2 separate regions of the Homo sapiens genome follow, and region 2 is linked to region 1. A link is a contact called in ENCODE Hi-C or POLR2A ChIA-PET data. All regions are on one chromosome and are shown on one strand. Each heading gives the region's core, a stretch centred on a gene start or an enhancer-like site at or near the end of the contact. The rest is flanking DNA. Distances are from core to core; before and after follow the strand shown.

Region 1 (7,115 bases), core at 4-2,503:
CTTTGAAACCATTTTGCAAATGGATACAGAGGTGGCCCTAGGTAGAGTGGGGACACCTGTTTTTGTGCCCTCAGCCTTCCCTATCCCTGCCCTTTTCCTTTCCAGTAATGCTTCTTCCACTTCTTGTTCCTCTTTCAACTTCCCCCCTTCCTGAGCCTTCCATTGCCAAAACTTTCTCGCATTAGGCAGGGAAACGATGGCCACACCAATGCATTAAGAGTAAGATGTGTTCTGTGAGGATTTCAGTTTCAGAGGAACACCTGGGGAAGGCTGCTGTGTGAGTCCATTCTTGCCTTGCTATAAAGGAATTATTGAGGCCGGGTAATTTATAAAGAAAAGAGGTTTAATTGGCTCACAGTTCTGCAGGCTGTACAAGCATGGCACCAACATCTGCTTGGCTTCTGGTGAGGGCCTCAGGAAGCTTACGATCATGGCAGACGGTGAAGGGGAAGCCAGCATGTCACATGGCGAGAGCTGAAGCAAGAGCGGGGAGGTGTCATACTCTGTCAAACAACTGGATCTCATGTGAACTCAGAGTAAGAACTCTTGTTATCAGGACAGCCCCAAGCCATTCATGAGGGATCCGCCCTGTGACTCAAACACCTCCCACCAGGTCCCACCTCCAACATTGGGGATTACACTTCAACATCAGATTTGGAGAGGACAAACGTCGAAACTATATCAGCCAGGCTACACCACAACCACAGCCGTCACTGGTTGAGCACATGCTATGTACCAGGCACCATACTAAGTGCTTTCCATGAGCTATCACGTTCAACCCTCACAGTCCCCTGCAAGGCAGGTACTCTTATTACCCCTTCCTCAGAGAAGTTTTAAAGAGATGCTGCATAACTGTGCTCCACTGGTGGGGGGCCAGATTAGAACACAGGCATCTGGCAAAGCCAGGGCTGTCTGTCTTTATACAACCCCTTGACAGAAAAGAATGACTTGTTAATGGTGGAATGTCCTGTACTGATGGGGGAAGACCATTTGAAGGACTTCTCTATCTCCTTAAAAGACACCACATGAATGGCCACTTATCCCTATGTGTGAAGCCATGGTTGAATGGTAGTGATGATAAACCAAAAAATGGGGTGGATTCAGTGCAGTGCTCTGCATGTACAAGTTGTTTTGTGTTCATTAATGACTAGGGCTACTGTTAATAGCTCTGGACAGGATTGGTTATGAATGTGGCACATGCCCTCCCAGGGCGTAGGATGTTGGCCAGATACCAACCAAGGTGGCCAGAGTTTGCAGAACCACTTTGTAAAGGAATGAGGAGGAGCCCTGCATCCCTTAAATCCCTGCCCACAACTGGGTTCTGAGACCACAGGACTCTTGATAAGATTGTGGTGGTTTGTGAGTTATGCCCGGTCATCTATGACTAACAGTGCAGTGAGGCCATTTGGCCTATTTGCTTTTCCATTTTTTTTCTGGCTCTCTTCACTTGAATCTACTTTCCATTTAAAATTTATGATACGGTTTATAAATGACCCAAGTCAGAACCTTGGGATGTGCTGGCTCAGCTCTTCCCAGGGCTTACAGGGGAAGCAGGTACAATGGAAACATCTGTCTATTTGATGGGAGAGAATGCAAAGGCCTAGAAAACAGAACTGTCTAATCCCAAAGACATCAGCCTTCCAGCTCTTGTTCAAACAAGGTCAACGATGGTGAGAATCCCCCTGCCAGCTCATTGCCTCTAATCTTGGTGAAATCCATGCTGGTGCTCTGGGAAATAGCCAGTTATAGGAAGTTTTTGGTGGAGTTCCATGGAGGAGGAGGTGAATTAAAAGCCAGAGGAACCAGGTTGTGATAAAGGTACCAATATGACATGCTGGGTTAATAGCTCCCCTGCCTGCCCCATGGGATTTTGGTGGAAAGAAAGTATCAATAAACATGGGTGTGACCATGTTCTGGAACAGTTCAGGATGCTGCACCAGTGCAAGCCTTAGCTATCACTCCGCCTTAGAGGGGTCAACTCCTATTAACTGTGCATATGTAAAGTCTCCTTGGGTGGGCTTGCCACAGCCAGGAGCTCCAAGAACTGCTGACTGATGTCAGCAAACCCAGTAGACCTAGACTCTATGAGATATTCAGCTTCTCATCTTTCAGCACCCTCTAAAGGAATTCACATCAGAATAGGCTAGACAGAAAACTCTCTCAACCTCTCTCCATCACCTGGTGTGTTTATTGTTATTGCAAAACAGTACCACCTAAAGTGTGGTATATCTGTGCAATCGAATGTTATTCAGAAATAAAAAAGAAATGAAGTCTGAGACATGCTACAATATGGATGAACCTTAATCACTATGCTGAGTGAAAGATGCCAGTTGCAAAAGACCACATATTGTATGATTCTATTTGTGATATGTCCAAAATAGGAACATCCATAGAGATAAAGTAAATTAGTGATTGCCAGGAGCCAGGGGGTGGGGGAGAGAGGCAGGCGTGAATGAGGGATGCCTGGTAAAGGGTGTGGAACTTCTGTTTGCGGGGGATGAAAATGTTCTAAAATTGACTGTAGGGATGATTACATGACAGAATATATACAAAACCAGTGATGGTATACTTTCAACAGGTGAATTGTATAGTATGTGAATTATATCTCAAACTGTTACTTAAGACAAATTATGCAAACTAAAATAACAATATTAAAATAAAATAATACTAAAATAACCTAATAACAATACTAACACAGCTATTTGAACTTTTGCATATCATCATCTGATCTTTGGCAGCTTGGAGACATCTTTTTGTGTGGTTACAGTCACAGTGTGCTGTTTTCAGTTGTCTATAGTCCTTATAATTCTGTCAGTTTGATATTTTGCTTAATTATTTTCCAATTGATAGGCACTTAGGCTTCCAGACTTCTTGTGGTGATGGTTGTTACTACAAACAGCATTTCTGTAGAATTAAAACGTTTCTTTAGGATTTTCTTTGAAGTGGGACTATCGAGTCAAAATTTCTTGCTCTAAAGTGTATATTTCTTTTATAACCTATTGTACTTAATAAAGTTTGGAGTTGTAAAAATGACGAGAAACAGGAGGAAGTTAGAGAACTACGTATATGTGAAGTCCGCAGTGTTGTTTTTGTACAGTAATAAGACTGACCTGCCACCCCATCCTAGACCATGTTCAGGCATTGCTCACCTACGTGAATGTCTTATATCTAAGTGGTAGGCACTGGCTGATAACTGGAGAACAATTTGTGAATTGCATCTGTTTCAAAGTTGTACTGTGCAGAACAATCACTTATTAGTGTTCATGTTACATCTTCAAATTCAATGCACTGGGGTTAAGTCTCCTTGCTATACCCATAACGTGGCACATGCAAAATAAAACAAATGCTCATTGGCACATAGACATACAGAGCCTTTAAAAACATTGGAAATATTTCCAATATAGATGAAAAAGCAAGAATGATTTAGTGACAACCTAATAAACCATAGTTAGCAAATATAAAAATTTTGTATTCGGGCTGCGTGCAGTGGCTCATGCCTGTAATCCTAGTACTTGGGGAGGCCAAGGTGGGATGATCGCTTGAGGGCAGGAGTTCAAGAGCAGCCTGGGCAACACACTGAGACCCTGTCTCTAAAAAATATTTAAAAATTAGCTGGCATGGTGGTGTATGCCTGTAGTCCCAGCTACTCAAGAGGCTGAGGTGGGAGGATTGCTTGAGCCCAGGAGCTCGAGGCTGCAATGAGCTATGCCAGCAGCACTGCACTCTAGCCTGGGTGACAGAGTGAGACCTTGTCTCTTAAAAAAATTTTTTTTTCACTTGCTTTCTTGACGAAATAAAACATCAGAGTCAGTTCAAGTCTCCTTGTTGGGGGATTCCTGCTCTTTCTGTCTGCCCAGAGATAACCCCTGGGCTGAAGTTGGTGTTTAGCTCATTCATATGTGAACACTTAAAAAAATATATACAAGACTGCCAATATATGTTTGTTTTGTGAATTTTACTTTATATAAATGGTATACTGTACACATTGTTTTGTAACTTGCTTTTTAAATGGAACATAATTTTATAGATTTATCTGTGATATAGATCTGGTTCATTCATTTTAATTCTCTATGCTATTCCTCGAATGACAATACAGTATCACAGTTTTTACCCATTCATTTGTTAGCAGACATTTAAGTTGTTTTCAGTTTTTTATGACCACAAACAGTGTTCTAGTGAACATCGTTGCATGTGTCTCCTTGGGTATAAGTGTGCAAATCTCTCTAAGATATATACATGTATACTGAGGAAGGACCTGCTGGGTTGTAGAATATGCACATCCTCAGCTTAGCTGACTATTGTGTGATTGCTTATCAACATGGTTACATTAGCTCACATCCCCACCGGCAGTATGCAAGAGTTGCTTTACATCCTTACTAACCCTTTAATGTCAGATTTTAATTTTTGTCAACTAATAAATACGATGTGGCATCCCACTGTTTTAATTTGTATTGCCCTGATTACCTTTAAAATATTCTTTTAGGACTATTGGCCGATGAATTGTTCATTTATTTTGCTTGTTTTTTTTTTTTTTTTGATTGTTGTTTTTTTTTTTTCCTTGAGGGTAGGAGTTTTTAATATACATTGAACTAAATCTGAGTCTGCTACATGTTGCAAATGTCTTTTCTCGGTATCTTTTTCTTGTCATTATTTATGGTGTCTTCTGTGCAGAAGTCTTACATTTTAATGATCATAGTTGGTGTTTGCTTTTTGCTTTCTGTTTAATAAATCTTCCCCTATCTAAATGACACAAATGCTTTCCTGTTTATTTTTTAAATAAAAGTTTTTATGTTTTGCTTTTTGCACTGGGTCTAACAGTTTTTTCTCCCCCAGTTTGACAACCATGGACCTAGGATCATATTTATCGGTCCATGTTTTCCCTCTTGAACCTCCTGTTTCTCATCTCTGTTCTATCCCTTTGGTCTGTCCCGCTGATACACCATGTTTTAATTGCTTTGACTGTGAAATTTTGATATTTGATAGCGAAGCCTTCATTCTTTGTTGTTTTTTTTTTTAAAGAAAACTCAGTCCAAATATTCTTTATTCTTATCAAATTTTTTGTTGCTTTTTTGGCCATTTTTCTTCTGTGAATTTTAGGATTAGCTTTTCAATTTCTGTGAGAAACCTAGTAGGATTTAAGTTGAAAATGCATTAATTTTTGAATTACTGATGAGAATGGTTATTACATCTATTCAAGTTTTTAATTTCTTTTTAAGTATTATGAAGCAGAACACTTGCCTAAAATGAATGCTTAGAAAATATGTCTCTAATTGGCATCCTGGGAACATAACAAAATAGTTTTCTGCAAAAATGAAATTTTGACCAAAGGCTGAAGCCGTCTTCAGTGAAGTTGTTTTTACCTTTACTGAAAATCAATATATTTACCAAAAATGAATGCTTAGTTTTAACACTAGGAGTAAAAACAGATCACTGCTTTATACACCAGACCATTTATTACCCCATCATGGGACATCAGCCAATCTCTGGTCTTTAGGAGAATGCATTTTATTCCCACTTCTTCTTATGAAAAGCTTTAAATGAAATTTTCTGGCAGAATTTCAGTTACACTGAGTTAATTTATTTCTGCTTCTCACATTCTAATTTTGAGGATGGCAGATAAAGATGTCACAGCACATTTGCATGAGGAACTCTGGCTGGATGAGGAGAAAATAACTTCAAGGTCATTACCAGGGTTTATGCTCGACTGTGCCCCAGTTTCCCCTGGGATTACAAGATGCCTGGTTTGATGATGCCCAGGCCAAGTGTCTAATAAGCCATGGAGTGAAAAAGGTTACTTCAAGCACGCAGAGGGCAAAGCGAGAGATGGATATCAAGGGGCGGGGTGCAGATCCACCCTTGTGTCTGCCAAGTGTCTGTTGTTCACACTTCCGTTGGCTCAAGGTGAGAAGTGCTTGGGGACAGCAACAGCAGCTGGTGGACAAGAGGGAGTACTGGTGTTCCTAGAGGACCAACTTTCCTAGAGGACCTCTCAGAACTGGCTCCTCTAATTAAGTCCTGGAACTATCAGCCTCATTTCTTTGACTTATCTCTGCCCACTTGGTGGCTCCCGATCTGAGATCATGTTCACTTGGCCACCAAGACAAAAGCTCCAAATAGTGTCCTTGTACATCCCCAGTCATGACTGTGAATTGCACTACAATCCTGCCCACAGCTTAATGCTCGGTGCCCAAACCATCACTGTAAAGCCAGTGTTCAAACACTATCGTGTTATCCGGTGCTGCTCTGGCTGCAAAAGATTTCCTGGGGAGTTGATTAAAGTTACAGATTTTCAAGCCTCACCCAGTGGAATTGGGGAGTGGCTCTGGAGTTTATGGCTTCACTAGCTTCCCAGGTGATTCTGGTAAGTAGCCCAGATTGGGAACCACTGCTTTAGACAACTTTAACCTAAGGCTCTAAGGAGGAACCCAGTCCTCTGGGAAACAGCTTCATACAGACTGTCGAGGAAGTCGTGTTTCCAGTCAGTCATGCCAGGTAGGTCCCTCTGTCTTGCAAGTCTTTGGGCTTTCATAATTCCTCCCTAACTCTGACTTCCTCACTGAGACTAGGCAGTATGTATGTGTCCATGGCCCCCACTCCTGAGTCAAGGCTTCTCTGGGCCCAGAAAGACAGCCCTTTTGGCTTGGGGCCACACTTAGATGTTAACCACAAGATACGTGCTCTGCTTCCTCTAGGTTTAAAGGTGCCGCTCTCCCTAGGACCAATGCAGCATCTCACAAAATGAGGGCCCCAGCTGAGCCAATGCAACTCTGTGCTGGAGGCAAATGTAGCAAAGGCTGAGCACTTTTGTACACAACCACATACAATGAGTCTGGTTCTTCCACACCTCATCCTCTGAGTTTGTGCCAAGCTGGATCAAAGCACGAGTGAGTGGTTTAAGACTGTAAAATGTGACAAACTCAGTTGATCCAGACTCTCAGACTCTTTTGTTTTGTTTTGTTTTGTTTTTTGAGACGGAGTCTTGCTCTGTCGCCCAGGCTGGAGCACAGGGGCGCCATCTTGGCTCACTGCAAACTCTGCCTCCTGGGTTCAAGCTATTCTCATGCCTCAGCCTCCTGAGTAGCTGGGATTACAGGCATGTGCCACCACATCCAGCT
Region 2 (7,355 bases), core at 1,232-3,731, 46 kb after region 1:
TTAAAAATATTAAAGGCTTTCTTTATATTCTCTTTCCACTTTCATCCTCAGACTTCTAAAAATGTGCTATGGGTCCTCTTACTTCTAAAAATGTCCTCTTTTTGTGTGCCTTTGCTGCACGGATACTCACACACACTGCGTTAGAGTCTATTGCTACATAACAAATGACCCCAGGACATAGTGGTGTAAAACAACCAATACTTATTTTCTCAGAGTTTCCGCTGGTCAGAAATCTGGATGGAGCTTAGCTGGGTGCATCTGACTCTCATGAGGTTTCAGTCAAGCTGAGAGCTGGGGCTGTTGTCTCATCTGAAAACTCAACTGGAAGAGGATCCACTTCCAAGCTCGCCCACATGGCCACTGACCAGAAACATCAGTTCTCTGCCGTATGGGCCTCTCCACACAGTGACTGGCTTCCTTCAATGCAAACAAGAAAGTGAGAAAAGATGCCCCAGACACGAGGCAATGGGACATCTTATCGCTTTTGATGTTTTCTGTTCATTAGAAGAGAATCACTACGTCCAGTCCTCTCCAAGGGAGGGAGTTACATAAAAGCATGAACACTATGAGGCAGGGGCAATCAGGAGGCAGCTTAGGGGCTGCCTGGCACACCTGCACCTCCCCATCCACATCCCCTTCGCCTCCTCACAAATGCAATCGTCTTGTCTATGGGGTCTACCCTGACCACTGGGTAGCTCTCAAGCTCTTGTCTCTCGTCTCTTACTTCCTCTGCTTTTTTTTCTAACATAGCACTTATCATCTTCTAATATTCTAAATTACTTTCTTTTTTTTTTTTTTGAGATGGAGTCTCGCTCTGTTGCCCAGGCTGGAGTGCAGTGACATGATCTCGGCTCTCAGCTCACTGCAACTTTCACCTCCCAGGTTCAAGCAATTCTCCTGCCTCAGCCTCTGGAGTAGCTGGGACTATAGGTGCATGCCACCACACTAGGCTAATTTTTGTATTTTTAATAGAGACAGGGTTTCACCATGTTGGCCAGGCTGGTCTCAAACTCCTGACCTCAAGTGATCCGTCCTCCTCAGCCTCCCAAAGTGCTGGGATTACAGGTGTGAGCCACTGCACCCAGTCTAAATTACTTGTATAATGTTAGTTTCTTTCTTTCTTCCTTTCTTTCTTTCTTCTTTTTTTTTTTTGACAGAGTCTCACTTTGTCACCCAGGCTGGAGTGCAGCGGTGCAATCTCAGCTCACTGCAACCTCTGCCTCCTGGGTTCAAGTGATCTTCCTGCCTCAGCCTCCCAAGTAGCTGGGATTACAGGCACCTGCCACCACGCCCGGCAAATTTTTACATTTTTAGTAGAGATGGGGTTTCATCATGTTGGCCAGGGTGGTCTTTAGCTCCCAACCTCAAGTGATCCACCTACCTCAGCCTCCCAACGTGCTGGGATTACAGGCATGAGCCACCACGCCAGACCTTATAATGTTAATTTCTGTCTCTCCCAATCCAAATACAAGGTCCATGAGGACAGAGATTTTTTTTTGTCTGTTTTATTCTCTGTTTACCCAGCATCTAGAACAGTGCCTGCACACTGACATCCAATAAATATTTGTTAATTCAATCCTCCGTGCATAGTTATATAATTTGCTTTTCTACAGTATGTCTTGGAGTATTTCCAAGGCAGTGTACAGACATCTACTTTACTTACTAGAAAGAGTCCACATTGTGGATGTTCCGTAGATTGTTTAAAATGTTGCCCTCTTGATGGATGTTTACTGGTTTGTGTGTTGTCGCCATTTTAATTTATGCTGTCACAGACATCCTCATACATACCTTTTCATGCATATGTGTGAATAATTATGAAAGAAAGGCCCACAGAAATCAAACAATCACTTTAAACCCTTGTCTTTTTGTGGTTGAATTATACAAGGAGGGAATTACATAAGGGCACTTTTACTTGTTTGCTTTAAAGTCAAGCCATGTTAATGGACTGCTTTACCTTCCTTTTCATTGACGTTTAATTTGTGTGGCTTGCATGGTGAGCTTGGGATTCTAGTTCCCTGTTATCTATTGGGTCTGGTCTGAGAGGTGTCATTTATGCCACTGTAGTACTACTACTTTCCGTAGAGTTAGAATAACTGAAAAGCATGTTGTCCTGATTTGTGCAAGGCGTCGTGGTGAACCTGGAGATAAAACATTACTTTAGTTCTCTAGAAACTTGCACTGTGCTTGGTCATTGAACATAATAAGTGAAATCATAGGCGATAATTCAGGCATTGAGTCAGAAATAAGTGTGAGCAATTTACAGGCAAGAGAGGGCCTGGAAAGGGGTGTAGGGAGAAAGAATGCCACAGGAGTGCTTTGGTTGACTCAGAATCCTTTGCAGTAACATCCACAATGCCTGGGGACCATGAGAATGTCCCCTGTACACGTGGCAGATTGGCTGAAAATTCAGTCTGAGCTTTGATCTGAGGAATGCTGGGTAGCAGACAAGCGGCCGATCGTGGTCCCCGGAAAGCTCTGAGTCACGGTTCTGGTGTGATCAGGACTCCAAAATCTCTTTCTGGTGATGACATTTGGCCCAGCATGACCCCAGGGGGGCATCCCTCTTACCTCCTTTCTCCTCATTCTGCGTGAACGACTTTGCGGTCGTTCACTCTCACACCCCTGCCAACTTCCATTGCACAAGCACACAATTTCCCATTTGCAAATATTTGCTCTCTGTCTCTGAGCTTGGCATGACTGGAACCTGTTATGAAATCAAACCATTGCCCTGGCTCACCCTCAAGGGCCAAATTACCCCAACATAAAGAAATTCCTGCAGCATACATGGGCCTGGGCCCCTCCTTAGGAGTGGCTCTGTCACCATTCCCAGAAGGTTGTCTGCTTGCTTTGGAGGAATTCCCAGGAGCCTGGCCTGCCTTTTGCTTCAATCTCAGCTATAAAAAGGGTGGAAACATGGAAACCAAGTCTCTCCAAATGACGGTAGGATGTGTGATAGAAGGTGAAAGTCAGAGTGCCTGAACCCCAGTGTGTCCCCAGACAACACTGCTGCTGCTGCACCACCCAGCACATAGTAGGTCCTCAACAAATGTGTGGTGAATAGCTGGGTAGTAGTAGAAGAGCGCTTCTCTTTTTGTAAGAGCCCCTGGCAAAGCAGATCTATTTCTTCCCGGTACAACTTTATCCAAATGAAACCAGTGAAAGTGAGCACTGAGAGGCATTCTGGAAAGAGAAGCCTTAAAGGGCAGCCTAGGGCTGGGAGTGGATTGGCAGCAGGGGCTCACGGCCTTTGGCCTTGGTGCTCCCCAGTAGTGTTGTGAGGGGTGGGGGTGGGTGGTTCATTTGGCCACATTAATGCAAATGCATCTCAGGTTTCTTTTGGTTCCAACAGGGACGCCCACTGTCCTTTGCTGGTCTGTGGCCTCCCAGTGACACCTGCAGCCTCCAGGAGCCCATCTTGCTCCCGTTATGGCTGCCCAGAGTAACTGGAGCTCCCCTTCCTCACCACTTTGCCCTGGCATTTCCAGACTTTTCAAAGCACTTTCAAAGTCACTATCTCACATCGTGCATGCTAACTGATGTGTGATTGAGATTTTTTTTACATATTAAGATGAGTACATAACTCAGGGGAAATAGCAGACTTTTTAAAAATAAAAGGCAAAGTCCTCAAAACCAAAACCAAAAAAAGATACCCCCTTTGCCGACCTGCCAGCCCAAGTTGTTTTGTCAGGACAGACAGGTCTGGCATTTCAACACCAGAGGGAGCTAGTGGTCAAGTTATGTAGACAAGTTAGTTGCCCTTCTCAAGAAATTCTCAACTTGGCTCTTTTATTCTCTTTTCCGTCACTTCACAGAGAGGCAGAAGACAGCTTTCATGGGTTTGGTGGGTGGAGCAGGTGTGGTGAATGAGCATCAAAGGGCAGCTGATGCAATGAGGCAGGGTAGTGGGGACAGAATTCTGGGCACAGTGCTGTTGCCTGGTCTCTGATCAGCCCGCGGATCAGAGTTATTAGTGATAACTCCATTAGTCAAGTCGGTGCCATGGCCTGGCTGCGCTGGAGTTTTCTTGTTTGTTTTTGTCCTGAGAAAGCCACCCTGCCACCACCTCACCCCACCCCCACCTTTAGCCCAATGGGCATCTTGGGTTCAGTAGCTCAGTTGAACTGTCCAGGCTGGTCTGGGGGGGCTCTCTCCAGACAGGTGACCAGGTTATGTAGAGCATTACGGAGATCTGGCTGCTTATCCTGCCTGGCTTCACTCCAGGAACAGTTTTGGTTTTTAAACATTTTTAGTAGACTTTACTTTTTAGAGTAGTTTTAGGTTCACAACAAAATAGGTCAAAGGTATAAAGATTTTCCACAAACCTTCTGCCTCCACACATGCACGGCCTCCCTCACCATCAGCATTCTGCAACGGAGTGGTATATTTGTTAACGGTCAGTGAACCTTCATTGACACATCATCATCAAAGTCCATAGTTTACATTAGGGCTCACTCTTGGTGGTGTACATTTCCATGATTTTGGACAAATGTATAATGACATGAATCTACCATTATAGTATCTTACAGAATAGTTTTACTGCACTAAAAATCCTCTGTGTTCTGCTTCTTCATCCCTCCCTCTCTCCTAACCCCTGGTAACCACTAAACTTTTTACCATTTTCATAGTTTTACCTTTTCCAGAATGTCCTATAGTTGGAATGATACAGGGGATAGCCTTTTGAGATTGGCACCTTTCACTTAGCAATATGCATTTAATGTTCTGCTATGTCTTTTCACAGTTGCTAACTCACTTCTTTTTAAGGCTGGATAATATTTCAGTGTCTGGATATACCATAGTTTATCCGTTCACCTACTAAAGGACATTTTGCTTGCTTTCAAGTTTTGGCAATTATGAATACAACTGCTATAAACATCCATGTGCGGGTTTTTATATGAACATAACTCTTCACCTCATTTGGGTAAATATCAGTAGTGTAATTGCTGGATCTTATGGTAATGGTATATTTAGTTTTGTAAGAAACTGCCAAACTGTCTCTCAAAGTGGCTGGACCACTATGCATTCCTACCAGCAATGAATAAAAAGTTCCTGTTGCTTCATATCCTGAATGGCATTGGGTGTTATCAGTTACCTCCTTGTATTTTGGCCATTTTAATAGGTGTGTAGTGGTATCTCATTGTTTTAATTTGTAATTTCCTAATGACACATGAAGTGGAGCATCTTCTCCTATGCTTATTTACCATCTGAATATCTTCTTTGGCGAGGTGTATGCTCAAGTCTTTTGCCCATTGGGTTATTCATTTTGTTATTGTTAAGTTTAAGAGTTTGTTGCCTATATTGGATAATATAGGCATATATTATCATATATGTCTTTTGTAAATACTTTCTCCCAGTCTGTTACTTGTCTTTTTATTCTATTGGCAGTGTGTGGTTTGGTTTTGTTTGTTTTTTGTTTGTTTGTTTGTTTGTTTTAGTTTGGGGAGGTGGGGGACAGAGCAAAAGTTTTTTATTTTAATGAAGTTCAGCTTATCAGCTCTTTTTTTCATGGATCATGTCCATGCATCATGGTGTTGCATCAAGAAAGTTATCTGTGTAGCCAAGGTTACCTATATTTTCTTCTATATTATCTTCAAGGAGTTTCATAGTTTTGCCTTTTACATTTAGGTCTACAGTCCATTTTGGATTCATTTTTGTGAAGATCGTAAGGTTTGTGTCTAGATTCACTGTTTTGCATGTCTAGTTTTTCTAGCACCATTTGTTGAAAACTGTCTTTGCTCCATTTTATTGCCTTTGCTTCTTTGTCAAAGATCAGTTGGCTGTATTTGTGCGGGTCTGCTCTGGGCTGTCTGTTCTGTTCCATTGATCTATTTGTCTGTTCCATTGATGTTTTGCCAATTCCACATTGTCTTGATTACTTCAGCTTTATAGTAAGTCTTGAAATTGGGTAGTGTCAGTCTTCTGACTTCGTTCTTTTTCTTCAATATTGTGTTAGCCTTTTGCTTGGGTCTTTTGCCTGGGTCTTTTGCCTCTCCATATAAACTTTAGAATGAGTTTGTCGATATCCATAAATAACTTGCTGGGATTTTGATTAAGGTTGCGTTGAATATATAGATCGAGTTTGGAAAGACATCTTGACAAATACTGAGTCTTTCTATCCATGAATACGGTATATCTCTATATGTATTTAGTTCTTGATTTTTTTCACAACGGTTTTGTAGTTCTACTTATATAGATCTTGTACATATTTTGTGAGATTTATATGTAAATATTTCATTTGGGGGAATGATAACATAGATGGTATTGTTTTTATTTTTAAATTCCATTTGTTCATTGCTGGTGTATAGGAAAACAACTGACTTTTGTATATTAACTTTGTATTCTTCAATCTGGCTATAATCATTATTGGTTCCAGGAGTTTTTTGTTGATTCTTTTGGATTTTCTACATGGACAATCATATCATCTACAAACAAAGATAGTTTTATAGTTTTATTTCTTCCTTTCCAATCAGTATACTTTTTATTTCTTTTTCTTGTCTTACTGCATTAGTTAGAACTTCCAGTATAGTGTTGAAAAGGAGTGGTGAGAGGGAGCATCCTTTTTGTGTTCCTGATCTTAGTATGAAATTGGCTGTAGGGTTTTTGTTGATGTTCTTTATTAAGTTGAGGAAATTCTCTTCAGTTCCTTGTTTACTGAGATATTTTATCATAAATAGGTTTGGATTTTGTCAAATGCTTTGTCTACATCTATTGTTAGAATTATTTGATTTTTTTTCTCTCTTTAGTCTATTGATAACAATTGATTACATTAGTTGATTTTTCAAATGTTGAACCAGCCTTGCTTGCCTGGGATAAATCCTACTTGGTCATGGTGTGTAATTCTCTTTATAAATTGTTGGATTCAATTTGCTGATTGTTGTTGAAGATTTTTTGCATTCATATTCATAAAAGTTATTGATCTGTAGATTTTATAATATCTTTGCTTTGATATTATGGTAATGGTGGCCTCCTAAAATGAGTTAGGATATATTCTGTCTGTTTCTTTCTTCTAGAAGATATTATAGAGAATTGATATAATTTCTTCCTTAAGTGTTTGGCAGAATTCACCATTTGGGCCTAGTGCTTTCTGTTTTGGAAGGTTATTAATGATTGATTCTATTGCTTTACAAGATAAGCCTGTTTGTACTGTGTATGTCTTCTTATGTAAGTTGTGGCAGATTGTGTATTTTAAGGAATTAGTCTCATTTTGTGTGGGTTATCAAATGATAGGCATAATATTCTTTATAATACTCTTTTATTCTTTTAATGCCCATAGGATCCATAATGATGTCCTCTCATTTCTGATATTAATAATTTGTGTCTTCTCTTTCTCTCTCTCTCTCTCACTAGCCTTACTAGAG

Evidence for each region. Hi-C counts contacts between places; a loop is a spot of excess contacts on that map. ChIA-PET counts read pairs that join two places held with the same protein, here RNA polymerase II (POLR2A). Pooled maps may share reads with other maps.
Region 2: a map of PC-3 shows a loop between it and region 1 (6-fold over the local background). The contact joins two enhancer-like sites. A Hi-C loop is called at or near these places in 5 of 168 maps with a recorded cell type or tissue (IMR-90, MCF 10A, PC-3 and 2 more) and 3 of 50 pooled maps. POLR2A ChIA-PET finds 5 or more read pairs at or near these places in 9 of 52 experiments (A549, GM12878, H1 and 6 more).

Annotation. Positions count from the first base shown.
Region 1 is chr2:45,944,883-45,951,997 of GRCh38, forward strand. The region is part of intron 2 of PRKCE (protein kinase C epsilon); the gene reads left to right. Among named protein-coding and RNA genes, the nearest start is that of PRKCE-AS1, 270 kb to the left of the region's middle. Within about 2 kb of position 1,254, at least 2 of the 41 ENCODE cell types and tissues checked have a DNase peak (open chromatin) inside an H3K27ac peak, as active enhancers do; they include PC-3, where a contact is called at or near this core.
Region 2 is chr2:45,989,875-45,997,229 of GRCh38, forward strand. All of the region lies in intron 6 of PRKCE (protein kinase C epsilon), which reads left to right. Among named protein-coding and RNA genes, the nearest start is that of EPAS1, 300 kb to the right of the region's middle. Within about 2 kb of position 2,482, at least 16 of the 41 ENCODE cell types and tissues checked have a DNase peak (open chromatin) inside an H3K27ac peak, as active enhancers do; they include PC-3, where a contact is called at or near this core.